3 separate regions of the Mus musculus genome follow, and all the other regions are linked to region 3. The links are chromatin contacts, found by Hi-C or POLR2A ChIA-PET in ENCODE. All regions are on one chromosome and are shown on one strand. The core of a region is the stretch at or near the end of the contact, and the rest is flanking DNA. Distances in the headings are between cores, read along the strand shown.

Region 1 (4,460 bases), core at 1,335-3,834, 180 kb after region 3:
ACACCCAACAAACCTTAGCACTGGGGCCTGGACCGGCCAGATGTTCCTCCGTGGACCCCAGGCCACCAGCATCCTCGTTTCTGTGTGGAGGCAGAAGCCTGGTGCAGAAGGACATGATGCATTTCTGGAGCAAGGTTTAAATAGACTTTATTGTTACAAAGGGGGACCCCACCAAGCAGAGCCAATACATGTGGTCCCAGTTGTCACCATGGAGACATCGAGAGGTCATGATTGCAGAAGAGGTGACTGGAATTGAATAACATGATCCCGGGGAAGGCCAGCCAGGAATGCAGGCAACATGATCAAGGTGGGCTGGCAAAAGTGGTCTAGTCAAAGGATGAGGGAAGACTGCTCCCTTCACTCCCGCTTCTTGTAGCTCTCCAGGTGTGACAGGACCCAGCCCGCAGGCAGAAGACAACACACGAAGCAGGAAGTGAGCCCAATGGTGATATCCTACACAGAGTACAAGAAAGAAGGATCCCTCAGGGCAAGAATTCTGTAGGCACTCCCAGTTCAGGTAGTCCTTAGGCATGGGAAGTCCCTCAGTGGCAAAGACCAAGGCAGAAAATCCAGCAGACCCACACTAAAGAAAGCAACTTGGGCCTGAGGTTCAATCCCCAGCACAGGAGAGGGGGAGATACAGACACAGAGAGACTCTAAGGATGGAGGGGACACTGGGTCAAGTCCATTTCCAGCCTTGAAATAAAGGTCTTTGGTTTTTAAAAAGATGTATTTATCTGTGGGGGGAAAGGGTGCAGGCAGGAGTCTTACTATGCACCCCACCCAGACCTGGGCTTAAACTTGAGATTCTCCTGTTCCTGATGCCCTGGTCCTGGAAATACACTCAAGTGCCACTATGCTCACTGGTGTGTATGTGTGCTGTTTTCCATGTGGGTGAAGGCCAGAGCTTGATGTCTGGCATCTCATCTAACAGCTCTCCATCTTTTCTTTCTTTCTTTCTTTCTTTCTTTTTTTTTTGGAGACAGGTTTTTTTTTACTAAACCTGAAGTTCACTGTTTTGGCTAGACAAGCTGAACAGTGGAATCCAGGGAGCTCCCTGCCCCTCTCCCCCTACCAGCACTAGGGCTAAAGACTAGCCGGTTACTGGGTAGTCAATGTCAAATCTTCATGCTGGTGAAGCGAATACTTCTTAAATAAACCATTCTCACGTGTCCTTGCTTTCTATACAGTTTCTTCTCTTTTTTTGTTTTTGTTGTTTGTTGTCTACACAGAGACAGGGTTTCTCTGTGTAGCCCTGGCTGTCCTGGAACTCACTCAGTAGACCAGGCTGGCCTTGAACTCAGAGATCCACAGCTTCTATAGCATAAGTGCTGGATTATAGGCGTGTGCCACACTGCCCTGCTGGGGTTTTGTATCTTTTAAAGATGTGTTTTATCTATATTTGTATGATGCATGTGTGTGAGCACAGGTATGTGTTTGCATGCTTACCCAAGGTCAGGACGGGATGTCAGATGCGTTGGAGCTGGAGTTACAAGCTTGTTATATGGGTGCTGGAACCTGAACCAGTCTTCATGAGGCTATGCACCAAACGCCATCTTTCCAGCCCCCAGACTCTTGTTTTTGAGACAGAGTCTCAGTATGTTGCCCAAGCTGGCCTGAATTCCCGAGCTCTGTTTTCATGCCTCAACCTCCCACTAAATGGGCGTAAGAGAGGGCATGGCTTGGTTGTCACTGTTTCTTCAGTGGCAGTGCTTTGGTTCTACCCCTAATTCAATGCCCAGATATCTGGATTCATGACCCATTGTCACTTAAAACAGAAGAGCTCCAAAAAAGGGAGGGATGGGGGGGCCTAGGCTGCGGTGTAGTATTAAGAAAGTGCTTGCCTAACACAAAGTCCCGGGCTTGATCCCCAGCACCACATAAACCACAAGTGATGGCACAGGCCTGTTATCCCAGCACTAAAGAGATTATCGCTTCAAAGTCAAATGTGGTCAGCCTGGGCTACAAGAGACCCTGCCTCATGTTTTTAAACTAATGTTTTAAAAGTAAAAATTGTCCTAGTATCTAAATGCTCCTACATCTCTGGGAATGTAGACCTGGTGAACTCTGCAGCCCTCCTTAATAATAAAATGTAGCAGTAACAACCATGACGTCGCTGCCAGTTACCAGGCATGCCCTCCCCTGCGGTGGGGGGGGGGGGGGAATGGAAGGAGAGACGGGTTTAGAGAGGCCGAACAGAGTAAACAAACTAGCGGGCTGACCTGACATCCAGGAACTTGGGAAAAATACCTAGGGCTTAGGAGCAGCCGAGCGACTGTCTCATCCATGCCTTGAGGACAGGCCTAAGCCAATGTCGCAGGCTACCACAGTTCGCCCACCTCCCCGCTCCCGGTCCGTCCCGCTCACCAGGACCCCGAGCTGCTCCCGCGCCGGCTTCGAGTGGACCTGAGCCCGCGGCACCATGAGCCGCCGGGCCGAGCCGGTCAGGCTCCTCAGCAGCAGTGGCGTCAGGACAGACATGACGGCGCGGAACGACCACGGACGAGGACCAGTCCAAGGTCAGGGAGTCAAGATGGCCGAACCAGCCGGAAGTTCCGGCGCTGAAGTTGCCGGACGCCCGAGCCGGAAGTATTTCGGAAATGACGTCGGGACAAGCCCCCTCGCCCGCCTGGGCTGTTTTTGGCGCGCTCCTCGAAACAACCAACCGACATCATCCTACACAGATGGGAGGAGAAATGAGACACCTTTGCTCCCACCTCCACTTTCTTCGAGAGTGACACGCATAGCCACCCAATCACACAAGCTACAAGTCTATTGACTCCTTGGCTCCTCCCTCCATTCATTTAACTAGGATCCTCTCTCTGCCAGCACTGTACTAGTGACTCCAGCTCGCCACCAGTAAGCCTCTAGTTTTAAAAACATAGTTTTACTTTATGAGTGTTTTGTCAGCATGTTCATCTGTGTATGCAGAACGCAGAGAGGCCAAAAGAGGGTGTTGGATCCTCTGGAACTGGAGTTCAGGCAATAGTGAGTAATCTTGTGGATGCTGGGAACTGAACTGAACTGGACCTCTGCAAGAGCAGCGAGTGCTTCTAAGCGCTGAGCTCTCTCTCCAGCCCCGAGACTCCTGTCATTTACTGTTATCCTCTCAGAAACCCGTTTCCACATAACTGGTAACTGTTCTCAACTTCTGCTTTCCTCCTTTTGTGTGTGTTAGGACAGTTTTGTTTTGTTTTGTTTTGTTCTCTGTTTTTCGAGACAGGGTTTCTCTCTGTAGCCCTGGCTGTCCTGGAACTCACTCTGTAGACTAGGCTGTCCTTGAACTCAGAAATCCGCCTGCCTCTGCCTCCCGAGTGCTGGGATTAAAGGCATGCGCCACCACGCCCGGCCAGTTTTGGTTTTTTAAGGTCTCCAGTAGCCCAGGCTGTCCTAAAACCGTGTAGATGAGAATGACCTTGAACTTTTCTGCTTCTATTCCTATGTTCCATGCCTTGTTGCCTCTCTTCTTTCTCTTCTTTATCCCCTGTCTCCCTTCTGCCTTTATTCTTTCTGTTCCTTTCTCCTCTCTCCTTCCTTCTTGTTTTACTAGACAAATACCTGATCAAGTGGTTCCCCATTGCTTTCTTTAAAAAAATATTTATGTATGTGATTACACTGTGTCTATACAGATGGTTGTGAGTCTTCATGTCACTGTTGGGATCTGAATTTTTAAGACCTCTGCTTGCTCCGGTCAGCTCTGCTCGCTCCTGTAAACTCAGTCCCTGCTTGCTCTGGCACAAAGATTTATTTATTATTAATACATAAGTACACTGTAGCTGACTTCAGATGCACCAGAAGAGGGCCTCCAATGGGATTTGAACTCAGGACCTTCGGAAGAGCAGTAAGTGCTCTTATCCACTGAGCCATCTTGCCAGCCCTCCCCATTGCTTTCTAGACAAGGCCCGGATCTTGGATATTGCCCTTCTGTCTGACTTCTCAATATCGCTTGTTTTTTGTCCTTGCTCCTAGGTCTCTTCTCCACCCTTCCAGATTTTGGACTTTTTACTCTTTACATTCTACCTAGAACACCTTTTCTTTCTTTTTTAAAAAGATTTATTGGGGCTGGTGAGATGGCTCAGTGGGTAAGAGCACCCAACTGCTCTTCCGAAGGTCCGGAGTTCAAATCCCAGCAACCACGTGGTGGCTCACAACCATCTGTAACGAGATCTGACTCCCTCTTCTGGAGTGTCTGAGTTTGAGGCCAGCCTGGTAAATCTTCTTTTTTTAAAGTTTTTTTTTTTTTTTTTTTTTTAAGATTTATTTATTTATTATATGTAAGTACATTGTAGCTGTCTTCAGACACTCCAGAAGAGGGAGTCAGATCTCCTTACGGGTGGTTGTGAGCCACCATGTGGTTGCTGGGATTTGAACTCTGGACCTTCGGAAGAGCAGTCGGGTGCTCTTACCCACTGAGCCATCTCACCAGCCCAGTTTTTTTTTTTTTTTTTTTTTTTTTTAAG
Region 2 (4,156 bases), core at 1,040-3,539, 160 kb after region 3:
AGCACTTAATCCCAGCACTCGGGAGGCAGAGGCAGGCGGATTTCTGAGTTCAAGGCCAGTCTGGTCTACAAAGTGAGTTCCAGGACAGCCAGGGATACAGAGAAACCCTGTCTTGAAAAAACAAAAACAAAACAAAACAAAACAAAACAAAAAAAACAAAAAACAAAAAAAAAAGAAAGAAAGAAAGAAAGAAAGAAAGAAAGAAAGAAAGAAAGAAAGAAAGAAAGAAAGAAAGAGGAAGAAAGAAAGAAAAGGAAGAAAGAAGATAGAATAAAAAGAACCAGAGCCTGGTATAGTGGTGAACTCCCCTAGCTCAGAGTGGAGGCCGGAAGGTTAGGGGTTTAAGTTTAAATTGAGGCTAGCCCAAGCTACACAAGATCATATGGCTCAAATAAAAACCAAAACACAACAAATATGAGAAAAAAGAAAAAAGGTCAATTTACTTAGCACTGAGGTATATAGCTCATCGGTGGGATGTGTGCCCTGGGTTCTGTCCCTGGCACTACCCTACCCTGCAACATTTATTTTTTCTAACATCCTATGAGGTGGGCCTCTGTTAGACCCAGAGAAGTAGTGATGAGCCCTGGGTCACTCAGGCTGCTCACCTTCCCTGCCACTGCTGTTCTGTCCAGTGCTGGGTCCTCTGGGACATCCCACCCAGAACAGATACACTGCGAGTCCTGGGAACTCCAGGCTTCACCCAGGCTCAGGACTCAGCACCCACTCTGCAGAATCCTGCCGAGGAGAGCAGGGGGCCTGAAATACCCTGCCCTGAGCCATTCCCAGGGTTCTCCAACTCTGGGAAACCACCCCAGTGCCAGCTCTGAGGAAAGTTGAAAATTAGGTGTAATTGGAAACAGGAAACAGAAGAGAGGGGTGTCCAGTTGGTGGCGCCCCATCCTGGGCAGGATGCAGGAAAGAAAGGGTTAGGAGTCTGTAAAATGGAGTCAGAATTTTTTGTTTGTTTATTTGTTTGTTTTGCTTGCTTTATGCCAGTGCATCCAGATGCCAGGCAGTAGACTTTCTCAAGGATAGGCCTGGGCTCCATCAGCCCTGCCATCTCAGGGGGCACTGTCCACATTTTGCAGTTGAGATCCTGGTAGAGCAGACAGGGGCAAACCAGTACTTGCCTCAACCTGTTTGGGCAAAGCTACATGGTTCTTGGGTGAGCAGCAGAGTTGCCTCTGGGCTTCTGCTGGCTCTGGAATATAGCAGCGTTAGGAGTTGTTTATCTGGGTCTGGATCCCCAGGGTCACAGAGAATCCCAAGAGCCTCCCTTGGATAAACAAGCCTGACCTTAGTTAAGCAGGATGGCTAATGCTGACGAGTCTGCTAGTTGCCCCAGCAGGGTTTGATAGACACCTGAGAGGCCTGGTCCCATGGGAAGGAGTTGGAAACCCTAGGCTCAGGCGCAGGATTGGACCTGTCATTTGGAACTAGGTGGCCTCGGCTCCTCAGACGGGATTAATTGAGGCTTGGATTTTGAAGCGGCCTAATCAAAAGGTGGGCTTTGGGATCCCACCAGATTCTTAGATCTGAGTGACCTCCGGACGGCTCGGACCGGACAGAGAAGCAAGTGGGTGGGCCAGGCGCGCCCCCTGCCGGTCGCCCCGTGTCTCTTCGCTCCAGGGTTCACTGCAACTCCTTGCAGCCTCAGTTTCCCTAAATGTGAAACAAGGGGCGACAAGAGCAGCCTTGGAGAGAACTTTGTGATGCCAAGTGGGCCAGTGCATAGCCTTGGAGTCTCTTGGGATTGGGTTGTCATGCATGCCTGATTCTTCAGGGATGCAGGGAACCCGACAGCTCATTTCTCCCGGTCCCCTGCAGTGGACGGCTGCATTCATCGGGCCGCGGGATCCCTGCTCACGGACGAATGCCGCACCCTACAGAACTGCGAGACCGGCAAAGCCAAGATCACTTGCGGCTATCGGCTGCCAGCCAAGTGTGAGTGTTCGAGGGGAACTGCCCACAGTCACAAGGGGGTGTCTTAACGTTAAGTGTAAGGGCCTGGCCCCTCTGACACTCAAGATAGCAGTTGGCAAATGGCTGGAGTTACAGCAGAGAGGAGAGTGAGAGGGCAATGTCAAGGTCTTTCACTACCTAGCAGTGACGTGGGTGGGCGGTCACAGTGTGTGCTGCAAGGGTGAGGTCCTTCTAGCGAGACAGCATGAGAGAATGATTGAAACTGTCACCCTATCCTAGATGTCATCCACACGGTGGGGCCCATCGCCGTGGGCCAACCCACTGCCAGCCAGGCGGCCGAGCTCCGCAGCTGCTACTTGAGCAGCCTGGACCTGCTGCTGGAGCACCGGCTGCGCTCAGTGGTAAGAGTCAACTGGCGGCAGGGTCAGGGTCAGGGTCATCAGGGAAGGCACCAAGTAACCAAGTCCCCATGTCATCTTGCCCTCTCTTCCCTAGGCTTTCCCGTGCATCTCCACAGGCGTGTTTGGTGAGTCTGGAAAAGCCAGGCCTGGTGTGGGCAGTGGCTCCTCCCCCGCCTTTCATCGAGGAGGTGGGTGGGGTGGGGCGGGGCCAGATGTGGACTCACCAGACCCTGCCCTCAGGCTACCCCAATGAGGAGGCTGCAGAAGTAGTGCTGGCTTCGCTGCGGGAATGGCTGGAGCAGCACAAGGACAAGGTGAGACCTGACAGAGGTTGGCAGTGAGGCTGAAGCCTGGGTGCCTAGCGCTGAGCTGTGGCGGGTCAGTACCTGCCCTCCCCCAGCCCACTCCCTAGGCCAGGCGTATTTGTTGTGAGACAGAGATGGGAAGGGGTGAGTGTGCAGTCTGAACCCCTTCTATAAATGGCACAGTGAATTCTCCAATCTCCTGTGGTACCCATGGTAGAGACCCCGCAAGGGCAGGTGCATTTGGGGGAGCACACAGTACCAGCACTGAGAGGCCAGTGGAGGCCTAGCCCAAGCTGAGCAAGTCTCCCTGGCACAGGTGGATCGGCTCATCATCTGTGTGTTCCTGGAGAAGGACGAGGGCATTTACCGGGAGCGCCTTCCCCATTATTTCCCAGTAGGTATGTGCCCTTTTCTCCTGGCCACCCCAGGCCAGCCTACCCCTCCCCCAATGCCCCGGGGCATCTCTCACTGTCCTCTGCCTTCCAGCCTGAGGTTCCCACATCCCACCCTGAACAGGACTGGTAAGCAGGGCCTGGCCCAGTACTGTGTGGCCGCGCTACACTACTAACCTGGACCTCTAACACCCGCTCAATCTGCTATCGCTTACCTCCATGCAGTGGGGTGGTGAAGGCAGGGGGGGGACCCTGGGGCTTTCAGAAGTCCTCAATTCCCTTTAACCTATCTGCTCTGCCCTCAGACCCACCCGGGCCTGTAGGAATTCGTTCCCAGCTTTGAGAGGTCTCAGAAGCCTACAGCTTGTTCCAGCCTGGCCATCACAGGGTTCTGTCCTTTCCTTCAGCCCTGCCTTTCAGAAGCCTCCTAATAAAGCTGTCTGGCTCAGCCCTCACTGTCTGGGTCTGGCTGGGTTCTCCTCCCCCCACCCCCCAAGGTAGCCCCTGGTAGGGGTGGTGTCTTGGACATCTTGCTTCAAGAGGCTACAACAGCCCTGGGTGAGCCAGGAGGGTAGATGCATGGGCCAGACAGCAGAGGCAGCGGCAGCAGCACTTCACATTTATTGAGGGCCTGCCCCCAAGGAGCTCACAGCCTGGGCTGAGACCCCACATGTGCTGGGGGTGGGGAGGAGAAGGCAGGTAATGCAGATATGGCCCAAGCAAAGGGGGTGCAGAGCAGGCACAGGCAGGGGCTCTGGGGAACAGGGGACAGGCAAGCTCTACTAGAGTGTCTCTCTCACACCAGGTCAGCTCCTCCAGGGCCCAGAGGATGCCTAGCTGCTCCACCCACTCTAGGCCAGCCTCCTCCCATGAATCTCTCACCCCAGTACTCCTCAATCATGCAGGCCCTTGAAGGTTGGCAGAGAGTTGTATCTGGGGCCCTGGCCAGAACAGCAAGTCTGTAAGTGCTTTGTATGGGTGGCTTGAGACCTCTGGTCAAGTTCCCACAGAAACCCTTGGGAGGCTAAGGAAGAAAGGGCAGGCCTATGGGAGCAGAACTCCAAGGAACCAGAAGGGGCCCACAGAGGCCTGGTCCCTTCCAACTTCTCTTGGCAGGAATGCTTGGGGTAGATGG
Region 3 (4,049 bases), core at 1,418-3,917:
AAGTGCTCGGATTAAAACTACCACAGACTCACCGCTCCCTTTTAAAGCCAAGAATAGAGTGAACATGAGTAGGATGTTACTTATGTTATTGGGATGGGCATGTAGCTCACTTGATAGCCCAAGCACCAGGTTGGACCCCAGCACCAAGCACAGTGGCATATACCTATTATTTCAGGATTTATGAGGTGGAAGAAGGAGATTGCTGTAGTGAAATTATTACAGCACCTATTATGGAATGATCATCTACTCATGATTCAGAAGACTGACATAGAATGTACTTCTTGCAAATGCGTTTAGAATCCCAAGGTACACCAATTAGAAACTTTCACAGAACAGAGGTCCCAATGCACATGTAAGCTGGCTTTTCTCTGCAATCTCAACACTTAGGAAGAGGCAGCGGACCCTATTCTCAGCAAAGGAGGATGACATGCAGGAGAGATAAAGGAACAGACAGGAAACTGCCAATATGACATTCCTTTACAGGAAGGTCAAGGGAGAAAAAGAGTACACAGTACACAAATATTCATCTTTGAGCTGGGCAGTGGTGGCAGAGGCAGGTAGAGTTCTGAGTTCAAGGCCAGTGTGGCCTACAGAGTTATTTCCAGGATAGCCAGGGCTACACAGAGAAACCCTGTCTTGAAAACAAACAAACAAACAAAAAAAAACCCCTCGTCTTTGTTTGCAGTTAGGATCTCTTTATGTAGCTATAGCTGACCTGTAACTCCACTATATAGACAAAGCTGTCTATCTGTCTGCCTCTGCCTTCCAAGTGTTGGGATTGAAGATCTGTGCCACCACACCGGGCATTAGAAATAATGTTTTGGGATTTTTTAAGACAGGGTCTCACTATACAACTCTGGTGGTCCACTTACTTACTCAGAGATCAGCCTGCCTCTGCCTCATTGAGTGCACCATCATGCCTAGCAAAATTAAATCTTAAAATATAAACTATGTGTCACTGTAGGAGTTACCTGGAATTCTACTCTTCAAATGTACAATTTTCCAGACAGGGTTTCTCTGTATAACCCTAGCTGTCCTGGAACTCTCTGTAGACCAGGCTCTCCTCAAACTCAGAAATCCACCTGCCTCTGCCTCCCAAGTGCTGGGATTAAAGGCTTACTTATGCCACCACCACCTGGCTCAAATGTACAATTTCCAATATTCAAACGCATTTGTGTATATGCTAGTGCATGGGGCAGACATTGGAAGTCAGGGTCTTCCTCCAACACTCTCCACCTTACTCTGAGACAGAATCTCAATGAATCTGGAGCTCACAGACAGGCCTGAGATGCTCGGGTCTCCCCTCCCCTCACCGATTTAGTGGGTAAAGGCAATCGGAACCCAGGCCTTCATCCTTAGACATCAAACGCTGAACCAACTGAGCCATCTCTAAGCCCAACGCTCAAATTTGTCATCTTACTGTAAGTTTGCAGTCCACAGGAACACTTGCACACTTGTATAATGGCTGGCAGGATTTTTCCCCACTGAGGAGGGTGGGGAGGATGGACGGGGTAGACCATAGCTCTAAATTCAGGCCCTGTGTTTGATCCCTAGTGCCACACAATGAATGAATGAATGATAATGAAAAACAACCTCTTTTTGTTGTAACAGAGCAAGGTGTTACTCATACCAAAAAAGCGTCTCTCTTGTCCGTACTGCAGTTACAGTTTAATTACTCCAAGGGTACAGAAAGTTGATTAACCTCTCCATTTAGTCTTATTAACAAGGTGAGAGGCCCCACGGTCCCTCACAGTGACTATTCCAGAACAAAAGGTTTTACTTTATACATCACAGTAAAAGTAGTAGTAAGCTGTGCTCTTTTTGTATGTGTGTGTTTGGATGAATCACAACGGTTCAATGACAGCTTCCAAGGTAACAAAACCTCTCCAGGCCTCAGATGCAGGCCACTGTAGCCTGAGCTAAATCACCAAGGTAAGGACGGCAGGTTTCCCTCTGTGCCCCAGATCAGATGCTGAGCGGTAGAGACAGGGACTTCTAGCTCCTCACTATCGGCTCACAACTGTCTAAAACCACTAAATCCTGTGTAATCGGGAACGGAATTTCCAAGGGTCGGATACTCAGTCACCCCACAGTCACTACGAAAAGTGGGGGGAGGGGCGACATATGTATGCCTCAGGGAGCCCTGGTGACACTGTCCGCGCCCGCCTTCTCTGCAGTCGCGCGGGTCCTTTTCCCGGGCGCACACAGATGCCGTGTACCCCGAAGGCTGCTGGGGTGATCGGTCACCGGATCCCTCCAAGTTCGCAGCGGCCGACAGGGGCCTCTCCGCGCTGAGGAGGCCCGGCCCCCAGAAGCTTCGGGGCCCGGCCGCGGCCAGGCCTGTTCCCGCTCCACTCGGCGGGTCGCGGGGGCGACGGGCGCTCGCCATTCTCCCCTCACACGCCCGACCGCGGCTCTCACGCCCGCGCCTCGGCCGCCCGACCCGGCCCCCCAACCACTCGCTTCTCCCCGCCAACAGGCCTGCGCTGCCCCGGGGCCCCGGCCGCCCCTCCCCCTTCACCTGCTCCATAGCCTGGCCCGGAACCCCGTTGAATCGAATTCGTCCGCTCCGCGTTCCCAACCGCACGCGCCGCCTTCTGGAACCTACTAGAAGCTGCCGGGACCCCCAGGTTACCGCCCCTTCCTCGCCTGCTCACTGGTTGAACACGTCCAGGAGGCTCTGCTCGCCCCTTTTATAGGCTTAAAGTTCAGTCAATCATCGTGACTTCTCTTTCATTGGTTTTTTACGGGTCTTCTCTTCAGCCCTGCCTCCTCTGCACCTCCGGATTGGACACTCCGCGGCAAGTCCCGCCTATTTCAGGGCTAGGCTAACTGAGGGAGGAGCGGGTCTTGACGACACGGATTGGTTGGTTAGTCCGTCAATTGTAGCTGGCCTGGCCGCACCCATTGGTCCTGTTCTTTCTGGAAATTTCCACAACTCTCATTGGGCTGAAGGACTCCTAGACGGAACCGCCTTTCAGAGGAAACATTCAATTGGGTGGATGGGTGGGGAAAAAAAAAAATTTGGCCATTCCTGGCGCTGATTGGTTTATGCCGCTGCCCTGTAAGGGGGTGCTCGGCTGGCTGGTGGTTCGTGGGGAGTCGAGCATCTGGCCCGGTGTCGCCTAGGCTTTAACTACAGCGTTACAAGCTGTTTTCCCTGAGTCTGAGACTGTTGGCCCGCGCTTCCTCGCATCCTGACTATTAGGCCCGGAATGTACCCAAAATATTGCGGGCTATGACGGGCCTGCGTTGAATGTTCCCAAAATGCTGCGGGCCACGACAGGCCTCCGCTTTTCCGGCAGTGTCCTGGCGGACCGGCTGCTTGGCCCTTACTCTCTGAACTCAGCTGCAAGCTTTGGTCACCATGGCCTGCCAGCAGAAATGCTACTTGGGTTGCAGGCTTAGCGTGTAGCTTATGGAACGACAGAGACTGATGATCAGGGGTCTGGACAGGATTTGTATAAGGAACGTGGGCTGTGCGGTGCCATGTCTGTGCCAGTAGCACCAATGCATACCCTCTCCATCCGGTTACCCCTTATCTGTTCACTTATGCCTACCTAGTTCTTTCTCCTGCCTCACTTAAGATCGGAGGAAATGAGCGGTGGTGGCATACAGCACGCAGGAAGCAGAGGCAGGTGTATCTCTTAAGCTAGCCTGATCTACATAGTGAGGTCCAGGACAGCCAGAGCTATCCATACCAGAACTATATAGTGAGACCCTGTCTCAAGAGAGAGGGAGAGGGAAGAGGCAGAGTGCTGAAATTACAGGTGTGAGCCAAATGTGGCAAGAGTACTTTTTGGGTGACTGGAGATAGAAACAAAGGTCTTGTCTGTGCTACACAAGCCCTCTACCCATGAGCCTCCAACCTTCTGTTTGACAAAAAGAAAATACAAAGGTTAGGTTTTTTGGTTGTTTTTTTTTTTTTTTTTTTTTTTTAATTACAAAAGGCATGTATACAAAGTGCATGATTAAGCCAGGCATGATGGAGTGGACCTTTAATCCCGCACTGGGATGGGGGCTGGGGGTTAGGTAGATCTGTGTGAGTT

The links. A loop is a pair of places that touch in the nucleus more often than their neighbours do. ChIA-PET counts read pairs that join two places held with the same protein, here RNA polymerase II (POLR2A).
Region 1: POLR2A ChIA-PET joins it to region 3 with 16 read pairs in embryonic stem cell. The contact joins the promoter of Cox8a here to the promoter of Stip1 in region 3. POLR2A ChIA-PET finds 5 or more read pairs at or near these places in 4 of 5 experiments (Patski and embryonic stem cell).
Region 2: POLR2A ChIA-PET joins it to region 3 with 10 read pairs in Patski. The contact joins the enhancer-like site here to the promoter of Stip1 in region 3. A Hi-C loop is called at or near these places in 2 of 37 maps with a recorded cell type or tissue (CH12.LX and mouse embryonic stem cell). POLR2A ChIA-PET finds 5 or more read pairs at or near these places in 4 of 5 experiments (Patski and embryonic stem cell).

What each region holds. Positions count from the first base shown.
Region 1 is chr19:7,215,032-7,219,491 of GRCm38, forward strand. Cox8a (cytochrome c oxidase subunit 8A) reads right to left here and starts at 2,585. Exons shown (of 2, transcript NM_007750.2): 1 at 2,368-2,585; 2 at 127-453. The coding sequence starts at 2,481. The coding sequence ends at 358.
Region 2 is chr19:7,194,587-7,198,742 of GRCm38, forward strand. It overlaps Macrod1 (mono-ADP ribosylhydrolase 1), which reads left to right. Exons shown (of 11, transcript NM_134147.4): 5 at 1,828-1,944; 6 at 2,203-2,324; 7 at 2,419-2,449; 8 at 2,565-2,638; 9 at 2,946-3,027; 10 at 3,116-3,150; 11 at 3,327-3,476. The coding sequence ends at 3,120. It overlaps Otub1 (OTU domain, ubiquitin aldehyde binding 1), which reads right to left. Exons shown (of 7, transcript NM_134150.2): 7 at 3,620-4,156. Among named protein-coding and RNA genes, the nearest start is that of Otub1, 9.6 kb to the right of the region's middle. Within about 2 kb of position 2,290, at least 1 of the 3 ENCODE cell types and tissues checked has a DNase peak (open chromatin) inside an H3K27ac peak, as active enhancers do.
Region 3 is chr19:7,037,359-7,041,407 of GRCm38, forward strand. It overlaps Stip1 (stress-induced phosphoprotein 1), which reads right to left and starts at 2,668. Exons shown (of 14, transcript NM_016737.2): 1 at 2,522-2,668. The coding sequence starts at 2,530.